4 separate regions of the Homo sapiens genome follow, and all the other regions are linked to region 3. Evidence: chromatin contacts called from ENCODE Hi-C or POLR2A ChIA-PET data. All regions are on one chromosome and are shown on one strand. Each heading gives the region's core, a stretch centred on a gene start or an enhancer-like site at or near the end of the contact. The rest is flanking DNA. Distances are from core to core; before and after follow the strand shown.

Region 1 (2,718 bases), core at 135-2,634, 1.9 Mb before region 3:
AGAGCTGCGTGTTTGCCATGCCCGCATAAACGTGGACCCAGCCAGTACCCACCACGGGCGCCAGCTCCGGGCAGCTCGCGTCCTGACAAAGTTTCCCGTGCCCATTTATTAAGCAGGCGCCGAATGGCTGCCGACAAGCCCAGCACTGAGAAAGACGGGCCGGGGGTTCGAGCTGGGGGGCACCAGGGCCCAAAGGCTGGCATCTTGGGGAAGCCGGAAGGAGCTGGGGCGAGGGGGCACCGGGACGTAGCCTTTGGGCAACTTGCACCAGCGATCGCTGGAGGCAGGGAGACGCGGGGATTATCTGTGCCTTAGCACGTTCGAAAATCCCTCCCCCTCCTTCTAATTTATCCTCCCTTCGGAAGGAAAGGAAGAAACATCAGCATCTGGCCCGAAGGTGGGGTGGAAAGAGTGAGGGAGAAAGAGGAGGAGAGGAAGGGAGGCAGAGAAAGGGAGGGAGGGAGAGAAAGGGCGCGTTCACGAACACTACAAAGTTACAAATATGGCTCCCCCGTCTCTCGCCTCATCACTGCAAAGAAATGAAGACGCACTTTAAACTCCAGCCATTCCCAACTCCGCTGCAGCCCCCTCCCCACGCGCTCTCCCCGGGGGCCTCGGCCCACATTTATCAGAAACTAAACCGGACTCGCGAAGCCCCAAACTTATTGTGTGTGCGAGCGAGCGAGCGAGAGAAAGGGAGGGGGGAGGCGCGGGAGGGGGGCGGAAGGGGGGATACATTTATAAAATGTAAAACCCCCTTTTTTTGTTGTTAAATCCAGGAGGCAGCCCCTCTCCTCCTCCTCCCTCGTTAATCTTCCCCCCAGACGGAGTCACGGGAGCAGCGATCTCCGAGGGTGATTTCGCCTCATTCTCTCCGACCCAAACGCGTGCGCCCGCCGGCCCCCGATGGGTGCACACTCGCACGCACACTCTCGCACCCACACTCGCACACGCGGGAGCACACGCACAGGTAGTCACACACCAAGGGCAGCGGCGGCGGCAGCCGGAACATGCTCGGATGGCATTGCAACCCCCCAGCCTTGCCAATTCGCTTGCAGTCCGACCCCCAAACCCGCACCTCCCGGGCGCCCCCCCCCAAAAAAAGTGCCTCCCCCCAGCGCGCACACACACACACACACACAAAGTAGGAGAATGGACCGACAGAGATATTTTTGGCAAATGCTCACATCAGAGGGCGTCCTGTTCCGCAGCTCTAAATGAATCCGTCTGCCCATCTCCATCTCTCGCGCTCTCTCTCTGCAGAGGCTCCCGCGCCGGCGGAATTCAATCAATAAACCCCGAACCCACGGCCGCGCGTTTTAGGACTTTGAAGGCTCAACCAGCTCCGCTCGGTTCTCGAGCCCCCAGCACCCGCGGCGCACACTAACCTGATCGCCGTGGAGGCGGGATCTGCGGCCCCATGGACGAGCGGCAGCGGCCCGAGCCAATCGCCGCCGAGGGTCTCCGGGCAACAGCCAATGGCAGTGGCGGCGGGGGGGGGAAGGGACCAATGGGCGGGCTGCGCAGCCGGCCAGGGAGGCTCGGCCATTTGGTAGTGGTGCCGGAGACGGACCCCTTTAGATTTCGGGGCGGCTGAGGAGCGCGGCGGCTGCTCTGTGGCTGAGTGAGGGGGGTGGGCGGAATGGCGGGGGAAGGGAAGGTGACTGTGCCTCGAGGGCCGAGCCGCCCGGCCTTGCCAGCCAGCCGCCGCCTCAGCGTTCGGCCGGGGGCGGGGCCGCAGGTGCGTTCTGCGAGGGGGAGGGGCGCGGCCGGAGGGGTCGGGTCGGGGTCCCCGCCCGGCCGAGGGCTTCGCGGGGCGGCGCGACGGGGTTGCGGAAGGAGGCGGGCGGCTTGAGGTCCGGGGACCGCGGGCTGCCCAGCGGGAGGGCAGATGAAAGGCCTGGAAGGAGGAGAGGGGTCAGGGTGCAATGCCGGGAGGGGCTCGTCGGGTCCCGGGTCCGGCGGCTCGCGCTGGGGAGCGTGGCTGCCCCCGTCACCCCCACCGCGGCTGCCCAGCAGCCCGCGCGCCCCTTCCCCTCCGGCCTCGTCCCTGTCAGGCCGCCACCATCGCCACCCTCGTATACATAAGTCAGTAAAAGCAAGATGCTTCCACTTTTGGATGACTTACCGCGCGGTCGCGACCCTTCCCACGAAGAGGCTTTTCACTTTGCTGTCATATTAGGTCAGCTTGGAAGAAGTGATCACCAAGAGACACCCAAGATCTTGTTTAGGCAATAAATGAATGAAGACCATGGATTAAGAACCGTTGCTAGATATGTAGAATATTAAAAGGTGGAAAAGGAAGGTGCTCATAACTCCTGGTTTTCTGGACCAAACATAATTTCTGGGCTTTATAGACCTAGTGAAAGAGAACGGCGCACGGTTTATTCTAATCGTCCACCTGAGTCATTCGGTTCGGTTTGGGTTGCCAAGGAGGCTCTAACTGGAGCCCTTTCTCCTGGTTTTTCGGCGTGGTTGCCTTGGGTATTTTTGAATCACATTAAGTTTTAAGAGACCTTAAAGCCCCGATGCCCACTGGGTTACCGACTTACGGCACTAAGTTGGCTGCCTGTGGCTGTTAATAAACCACGGGGATTGTTGTCAACGAGGACAGATACATCCTTACCTTTCCACACGACTGTATTTTAGTGTTTGTTTCTACATGTCTGCACTCTTCCCCACACGCCTCAAGGTAGTTTTTCTGGATACATATGTTTA
Region 2 (2,700 bases), core at 108-2,607, 1.0 Mb before region 3:
TCTAGCACTTTTTTTTTTTTTTTTTGAGACGGAGTTTTGCTCTTGTTGCCCAGGTTGGAGTGCGATGGCGTGATCTCGGCTCACTGCAACCTCCGCCTCCTGGGTTCAAGTGATTCTCCTGCCTCAGCCTCCCAAGTAGCTGGGATTATAGGCAGCTGCCAACATGCCTAGCTAATTTTTGTATTTTCAGTAGAGATGGGGTTTCACCATGTTGGTCAGGCTGGTCTCGAACTCCTGACCTCAGGTGATCTGCCTGCCTTGGCCTCCCAAAGTGCTGAGATTACAGACATGAGCCACTGTTCCCGGTCTAATTCTAGCACTTTCTAACTCTTAGACCTTGGCTTACATAATTAATGTTTCTAAAAGCTGTGATTTTTTTCATTTGCATAATGGAAATTGAAATAGCTCATTGTGATGGTTCTTCATTCAACATGTTTTTAAAGTCCCTACGAGGTGCTCAAGCACTCTGCTGCTGTGATACTGTGGGTACATGACTGGGAAAGCCAGAGGCCATCTGATACAGCCACAGGAATGAAGCTTTGCTGGTTGATAGATGGGATAATGCAGGGGTTGGCAAACTTTTTCTGTAAAGCGCCAGATAGTAAATATTTTAGGCTTTATTCTGCCATAGTAGTGCAAAAGCAGCCATAAACAATATATAAACAAATGGGTGTGGCTCTGTGCCAATAAAACTTCACAAAAAACAAGCAGCAGGCTTTGGCTTGTAGGAAGTAGTTTGCCTACTGCTGGGCTAAAGGTTAATGTTTGTGGATTGAGGGTCAGTTCCAGATCACTCCAAGAAGGTGGCTTCAGATGATGAACATGTGGACTTAGGCTGGCATGCTGGGAGTTCTTCAGGAGGGCCTCCAAATGCATCATTCCTCTTGCTTATGCAGAGCTGGACGGGTTAGATCTCAAGCTGGCTTAATTAACTTTCCAGGCCTTCTTCCTTAATGGCAAAGTACAAATTCAGTAGCATTCAGTGGCCCCTTATAACAGACACAGTAAGTATGACAAAGATACAACCCAGCCTACACTACTGGGATGACAGGGAAAAGTCATCCCAGCAGGGTTTAACTAGTGGTTTCCCAAACTTGAACACTCATTGAATCACTCAGGATGCTTGTTAAAAATACAGATTCCTGGACCCCTACTTTAGAATGATTATTTCAAGCTATAGAGATGACCTGGGGATTCTGGACCATTAGCATGTGGACCAGATGATTTTAAAGGAGGGAAACTCAGAGTTAGGCCCCTTTTAGCTGTGACATACAGTGGTTATCAAAAGAGTAAAGGAAGCCTGTCTGCCCTTGCTGGGCTGTGGTGGGACAGAGAATGGTGGTGGTGGGGATCGTTATCTTGTCTGCAAAGACGTGGCAGGATGTGGTTGACCTGAACTTCCTGTGAATCAAGGAACCAGAGAACAGGGGGGAGAGATTCACAGCCCGGCAGTAGGCTCAGCCCACATGCCTAGAGTGTGCTCAGTGGGTACTGGGAAATGAGAGCCTGGCCCCACCTCTTCTCCGTGACCTTGGGCAGGTCACTTCACCTCTCAGAGTGTCAGTTTCCTCATGGATACAAAGGAGATGATGATAGGTCATTTTCAAGGACACCATGAAGAATAAATAAGGTATCATTTATAAAACCTCTGTCTCCTTGATTAGTGGTAGAAAATTCTCTTTCAGTGGAATCAGTGTCCACCTCAAAACATCCAAGGGCCAAGAGTTAGGAGACCTCCTTCATGGGCGGGGTTTTACCAATGACTCAATGCTCCATCTTGGAGTAAGTGAGATCATGTTGCTGGGCCTCACTTCACTTGACTGTAGAATGGGACGTTATGCACCTGCGGTTCCCTGTTTCCTTTTCAAGGATTCTCTTGAAGGTTGGATGAGACTATGGAATGAGAAGTGTCCTGGTGCTGTCAAGGGATATGGCAAAAAAAATGTGCAAGACCATTCTTGTCAGGTGCGGGGAGAGATGTTGCTGACTTTAATAATGTACTTCTTTCCATTTGTTATTTTTACAACAAAGGAAGAAATAAAACAGGACCTCTGAAAGATTCCTTGTCATATATAGCTTTCTCCTATTGAGTTATTTTCATCTGAGTTTATCAATCAATTGAGAAACAGTCACTGGATATCAACGGTGTACCCAGCCCTGTGCTATGTGTAAGATAAGGAGGTTCAGAGGTATGCCGCTAGGTCCCTAACCATGAGAGACCCACAGTCCAGCTTAGGAGATAACAAATATGTGTTATCCAGGTATGTTAACACATGGGAAGTGAAATAGAAGTGCAGTGATGATGCTGATGATGCTGACAGTAATGATGGAAAGGATGAAGATGATGTTAATTATTCTTCATATACACCACAATTGTACAGTTTACAAAGCATGTTTAGGACGATTATCTTATCTGATATTCAAGTCTAGAAAAACCCTGATTTTACTGATGAACAAACTGAGGGTAATAACTTCTCAGAGATCAGATAGGAAGAAAGTAGCTTAGTTGGACTCCAGCTTCTTTCTTTTGGCCCCAAGAGTGCCATTATCCTCAAGACATCATAACTTTCTTCCTTTAAATTGCAACAGAACATTGCAAAATGCACATTATCGTCAGATAGTAACATGAGTAAATTAGCACATGGGAAGTGAATGTTACAAGATCTCAAAGAGCAGGCAGGTCAGGAGACTGTTGACTGC
Region 3 (3,021 bases), core at 185-2,684:
ACATCAATTACGTCATCTGAATCTACTCTCTTTTTTTGAAATAGGAATTTAAGTCTAGGTAGTTCCTCCACAATTTCCTTTATGTCCAAGTAAAATAATCCTCGATATAGGTGGAGAGAAAGGCATAACTGAATTAACTCAAAAAAGCAGAAGCAGATTAATTAGTATTCTGATAAAAAGAATATAATCATTTGGTAAAATCTGCGTTGAATTGTAAAGGTTCATTTTAATTACCCCAACTAGGTAACTGTGCAGTTGGAGCATAACAACTCCTTTACGTTCGACTCTTCCAAGACTTTGTAAGTGGCACTTATTTTAATGATATAGAATTTTGATGATATCGCCATTCTTGTAACGTGACAAATTATCTAAATCACAACATCTGCGGTCAGGCTGTTTCTCAAGATTTCTGTTCTCCTGCCAACTAAAGAGGCCCCGACTACTCCTTGGCGCGCACACTGAGGCCGCGCTGCAGGTCAGCACCGAAAGAGCCCCGCACGGATCCCGCCCCACAGGTGCGATTTACACAACCCACATCACCACCACCCCTCCCAACTTCACCACCTCTAGGGTCACCACCCTGTGGGGTTTTGTCTTTACGACTAAGCCGATTCCCTCTGCCTCGCTGGGGAATCAAACTTCCCAGTGACAACGACAGCGGCCAGCACGGGACGTCCACCAGCCCGGCAGGGCTTGACGCTGTCTCAGACCCGGGGAAGGTCCGGAGTCCGGGCACGGTGGCGCGGGGTGCGCAGCCCTGCCCACCTGCCCTACCTGGTGCGAGCCCCGGCCCCGGGGACTGGGGAGCCAACACGGCCGAGCGGGCGTGGGCAGCAGGGCGAGCGCCGGGAGAGGAGAGCGACGAGGGGGGGTCAACGGAAAGAGCGGAGTAGGGGTGCCAATCGAGGAACTTTGGATTTAGGAGGAGGGGGCCAGAACCGCCCCACTGAGGTTTCTTCCAGAAGTTCGGAGGCTTGGGAGAAAGGGGTGGGGAAGAGACCCGTAGAGGCTCGGGTGCGGCGGCGGGGAGGATCCCCGGGGTCTCTGGGCTGACGGAGTCTCCGGCCTCAGGGAGGAGTCGCCAGGGCCGCCGAAGCCGAACTGGCAGAGGAAAAGCAGAGGAAGGCGGCGCGCGAACTCGCCAGCAAAGGAGGGCTGCGCTGCTCCCGGAGCGGAGCGCCTCGCAGCCCGGACCGCGGGACTCACCGCGCTGGCGGCGGCGGCGCCAGACGACGCGGGGCCGGGCACGTCCTGCCTCCTCAGGCGGGACTTGAGGCTCTTCATGGCTAACTCTTGCCTGGCCCCCGCGCGAACCTTAAAGGCTGCGGAGTGCCAGCGCGCAAGGAGTAGACGGCAGCGGCTGCAGCAGAGGCGGCGCGGGCTGTACCAGCCCCACCTGCCTGCCACCTGCGGGCCCCGGGCAGCAGACGTCGACAGGCCTGAGGCGGGGCTCCCCTCCCGTAGCCAATTGACCCGCTGCCCTGGCGGGGGCGTGGCAAACCGCGACCAATCGGAATGCGGGAATGGGGCGGGACTTCCCTTTTAAACTGAGTAACACCCTTCCTCTCCCAGCTGGAGGAAAAGTTTGGGAACTTTAGCCCGGGAAGGGGCGGAGGAGGTGGGCGGCCAGAGGCGTGGAGATGCGCGCAGGCCGGGCTCCAGGCCACCGGCGCCCGCCCACCCGGAGCTTAAGATCTAGAGAGAGCACGGGGTCCCGCCTTTGCCACCTCTCATCTTCCCGGACTCCCCTCCTCTTTCCACCCACGCGCTCTTTACCAAGTAAAGTTCCTTCCCTTCCGTCTGGTCTTAGAAATGACTCTTGGTTACCTGCACACAGAACAGCTTTCAGGAGCAACTTCTTTTCAGTCTCCTGTTTTACTACCAAATCCTGGTGCCTGGAAACCACCACACGCATCAAAAATTCCAGAAATAAACAGTCTCTAAGAAATAAGGTGCTGATTGTGCAGAAAAACGTACAGTTAAGAAAGACCTTGAAAGACGTTATAGTAAGTTACAGTACAAGTTACGTGCTCGTTTATTTGTTGAGTGAAGAATCCGCCGTATTGGAAGCAAAGGGACGGAATGGGGGCGGGGAGGGAGGAGAAGAGGTGCCATCAATTAAAAATGACTCCCACAGCCAGTGATTTAAGTTGTCAAAAAAAGTTACGCCCTTTTTTCTTCAAAAAGGTTTTTTGTTTTCTGTAGAAACACATTACATGTAAACGTATACGATGAAGTTAAATCATCTTACCTAGAAATCTGGGTTAGTAAAAATTATTTAAGAGGATGAAGAAACAGGAAGGTGCTCAGCACCCAATAATTTGCTGTTCGGGTGACATCTTCAAAAGTCTTCTTTGGAGTCATTTTTCCCCCCAGCAAAACGTTTATCGTAGCATGCATCCATTTGAAAAGACAAACGGTCCACATTTTCTGACTAACAAAGGACTCTTTTTTGTCTGAAAGGTCAGTTGCTCTCTTTAGAGTTTCTTTATAGTAACGCAAGGTTTTCTTCAAATACTGTAAGAAAGTTTTCAGAATTTCTTGGAGAGGCAGCATTCAAAGACTGTGTTAACCCTATACAACAAGTAAATAACAACTAACTACCCAAAAATATTATTAAATTTCATCTTGATTAGATCTTTGGAAGAAAATTTTCTTTGATTCCTCCCCCTTCCTCTAGATCTCCAGTCATTTAGTTCTTGTTGGCTCTTTAAAGTGTCTGTGTATGGTCAGTTACTCTGTTCTCACTGCCACTGCAGAGCCAAAATTACCTCATACCCGGACTATTATTACAGAAGCTTCCCAGCCAGTCTCCCAACCTTCAGTCTCTTAATTGTCCCATCACCAATAAATTATCAGCCATCATCAATAAGTCTTACAAAAATACTCCTCTTGCTCAAAAGCCTTCAGCAGCTAACGAATAAAATCTAATTCTTTGCATTTAAAGCTGTATAACGTGGACGCGACCCTGTTCTCTAGCCAACACCCCAAGCGAATTACTCTTCAGCCCATTCTCCAAAC
Region 4 (2,793 bases), core at 111-2,610, 1.7 Mb before region 3:
CATCTTCTCATTCTTGCTTTTTTCCCTTAACTGGCCATAACTTGAAAGTATAATTCATATTTACTGCTTGGCTTATTTCCTCAAAAGAATTTTCTGTTTCCTACATATTATTCCTGAACTGATTTAATGAAATGTGTTTGTATTTCTCTCTTTACTTTGCCAGGAAAACTATTGAAACAGTCAAAGTAGCCTCCAAAATTGCTGCTCTCCAGGCATGGGAGCACCCCATTTCCAGAGATTACCAAAAGATCACTGAAATTCTGTAGAACTTGTCTTGGGACTGGCCCCAAACAAATGAGAACTGGCTGAATCTGTGGGTAGAAAAATATGTGAGTGACAGCAAAGAGGCTTCCAGTGAGCCCCTGCTGGTTCAGAAGACTTGACATGGCCAGCACCAAAGGATCCCTTTAGGGTACCCCCACCATGAGCCACATACTGGGAGAAATTTCTTGTAGCACTCTGCTTTAAAACAAAACCATAATGATAACTAATCATTTCCCTGATTTTGGAAATTAACCAGAGACATCTAAAATCACCACTAGGACATCCCAATCTGCACCAGATGGCCAGGGTTATCAGCCAAAGCTGATCTCTTTCCAGGCAAAACAAAAAGTATAAACACTTTGAATTTTAATCGCAGAGCAGTATTACCTAAGTAATTATACAATTTCCCTTAAGTTTAAAACAAAATAGCTTGCAGGTCCCACTTTTTTCCCTAGGCTCTATGGGCTAGGAACCTCTGCAGGTGACTGTTTCAATATAGTTGTACACAATATGTTGAGACTGAGTATAGCTCCATGGGTGGTTAACTATACAATCTCCACAGTCAGCCCAATGTAGTTGTAAAATTTGTGCTGAGCCCACTGGACACATTACTTCACCTCTCTGTTTCACTTCCCTAATCAATAGAATGATGCCAACACCCACCAGATAGGGCTGTGTTACGAATTAAACTGAGCAATACGTGCAAAGTTCTTAGCACAGTGCATGGCTCAGAGTAAGTGCTTAAACATTTTTGTTGATAATTGATATTATTGTTATTGGCGAAGTCTTGCTTGACTTATAAGCAGGGCCTGCCTGGAGTTGTTGGTGATTTTTTTCACAGTATGTTCCTAGATAACCTAGCTTCACCATAGTATTTTTGAGGAAAGGAAAGAGAAGATACTGGGCCAGATGGAAGACAGCTCATCCTTCCTAATAAAACTCTTGCCCCATTGCATTCCATGCTTCCTGGTTGGGATTTTTCTAGACCAACTCAGCCACCAGTTTTATGAGGGACTGTGGGTGTGAGCAGGTCTTTAGGAGTCAGGAAGAGGAGGAGTCAGGGGGGTGGCTACACAGTGCAGGCAGCTCAATGGACAGCAGTCTTTCTGGGACCTGTGATCTAGAAGACAGGAGAAGATGAACACATCTGGAGACCCAGCCCAGACGGGCCCTGAAGGCTGTAGAGGGTGAGTGGCTCATTTGTCCAGCTTTCCATGCCAGGGACAAGGGAAAGGTGGGATTATTTGCCTTTGTGGGATCTACAAAAGGTAACTGTGTCTGCCTTGGGCAGAAATCAGAAGATCTGAGCTCTATTCTTGCCTTGCTACTAGCAAGCTGGGCAATCTTGGATAAGTCACCAGCCCTCTCTGGGTCTGTTTTCTCATCTGTAAAATAAAGAACTGGCCAAGTCAGTGTAATAGCAATACCCAGCATTTGTACAATGCTTTCCAGTTGTACTTTTCCAAACAGCATCTCATTTGGTCCTCATAGCCCTTTGTTGGAGAGATGCTTGTGGGCTGGTCATTCAGCTGGTGCAAAGCAAGGCTGGACCTAAAATCCTGGTCTCCTGGGGTAAATTCTGGCCTCTGGTGAGCACATTGTTCCCCTTGAGCTCTGAAATCTGAAGATTCCCGCTCCTTCCTGCTACCTACAGTGTTACCTTCCTTCCCACCCTATTCCCTCACCACCTAGATCACTCTGGCTGTCCCAGTCTCTTCTCAGCCCCTTCCCAGAGTTACCTCTCCCCTTGCACAGGCCCACCACACTGATCTTGTTTCTGAAAAGTGGGAGGTGAACAGCAGATACCTCCTCCCTGCCTTCCCTGCGTTAGCACTTGCATGCAGCCCTTTTTCCAGAATTCTCTCTGCTTTGTGGAATGCCTTCCCGAGGGTCCCGAGAGATGAAGAAAGTGGAGGCTGTTTAACCCCTAGGGCAGCATTTCTCCAGGTGCATGGGTGGGTCACCCATGCGTGGGTCACAAGATCCGGGGTGCAGGTGAAATGTGCAGATTCCTGCCTCCTCCCCACCAAGGTTGGCGAGTCAGAATGCACATTTTTACAAACTCTCATGTTTCTGGCAAGAACATATTGCAGTTTGGGAACCACTAGTCATTAGGTGAGTGCTCTTTTGGGCCGTGGAGGGCTGCCTTGAAACCACCAAAGGGTGGCTATAAGTCAGTGGGAGGTGTGAATGTCTTTGGGGGGGCAGTGATGGGAAGGCGGCTTCAGCTCAGGGACATGAGAAGCAGGCACTCGAAGCTTGGAGTCTGCACAGGCAGTGAACGCCCATCAGTGAAGGTCGAAGCAGAGTCATTGTTGGGTCGGGGGTGGGGAGAAGTGTGTGGGGCTGGGCCCAGGACAGTGGTTCTCTGGGGCTGGTGTGAAAAAACCTAGGAAGCTCTTAAAAGAGGCTCCTTGGCTGATGTTGAAGCCACGAGGGATGAGAAGGTCTGATGCGAAGCTCTCTTCCTCTTTTCCAGCTGTGGGCTGCTTCTGGTACACAGGGATAGTAATAATACCTACCTCACTG

What was found. Hi-C counts contacts between places; a loop is a spot of excess contacts on that map. ChIA-PET counts read pairs that join two places held with the same protein, here RNA polymerase II (POLR2A). Pooled maps may share reads with other maps.
Region 1: a map of CD14-positive monocyte shows a loop between it and region 3 (7-fold over the local background). The contact joins the promoter of ANP32A here to the promoter of UACA in region 3. A Hi-C loop is called at or near these places in 1 of 168 maps with a recorded cell type or tissue (CD14-positive monocyte) and 6 of 50 pooled maps. POLR2A ChIA-PET finds 5 or more read pairs at or near these places in 1 of 52 experiments (H1).
Region 2: a pooled map shows a loop between it and region 3 (4-fold over the local background). The contact joins the enhancer-like site here to the promoter of UACA in region 3. A Hi-C loop is called at or near these places in 4 of 50 pooled maps.
Region 4: POLR2A ChIA-PET joins it to region 3 with 10 read pairs in activated CD4-positive, alpha-beta T cell. The contact joins the promoter of NOX5 here to the promoter of UACA in region 3. POLR2A ChIA-PET finds 5 or more read pairs at or near these places in 2 of 52 experiments (activated B cell and activated CD4-positive, alpha-beta T cell).

What each region holds. Positions count from the first base shown.
Region 1 is chr15:68,819,511-68,822,228 of GRCh38, forward strand. ANP32A (acidic nuclear phosphoprotein 32 family member A) reads right to left here and starts at 1,385. Exons shown (of 7, transcript NM_006305.4): 1 at 1,188-1,385. The coding sequence starts at 1,241. RefSeq lists enhancers at 1-83, 84-665 and silencers at 1,337-1,586, 1,637-1,796, 1,867-1,926.
Region 2 is chr15:69,757,819-69,760,518 of GRCh38, forward strand. The region is part of intron 2 of LOC107984788 (a long non-coding RNA gene); the gene reads left to right. Among named protein-coding and RNA genes, the nearest start is that of LINC00593, 76 kb to the right of the region's middle. Within about 2 kb of position 1,358, at least 5 of the 41 ENCODE cell types and tissues checked have a DNase peak (open chromatin) inside an H3K27ac peak, as active enhancers do.
Region 3 is chr15:70,762,124-70,765,144 of GRCh38, forward strand. UACA (uveal autoantigen with coiled-coil domains and ankyrin repeats) reads right to left here and starts at 1,435. Exons shown (of 19, transcript NM_018003.4): 1 at 1,207-1,435. The coding sequence starts at 1,284. RefSeq lists a silencer at 1,200-1,609.
Region 4 is chr15:69,013,335-69,016,127 of GRCh38, forward strand. NOX5 (NADPH oxidase 5) reads left to right here and starts at 1,361. Exons shown (of 16, transcript NM_024505.4): 1 at 1,361-1,451. The coding sequence starts at 1,402. The region is part of intron 2 of SPESP1-NOX5 (SPESP1-NOX5 readthrough); the gene reads left to right. RefSeq lists an enhancer at 2,468-2,793.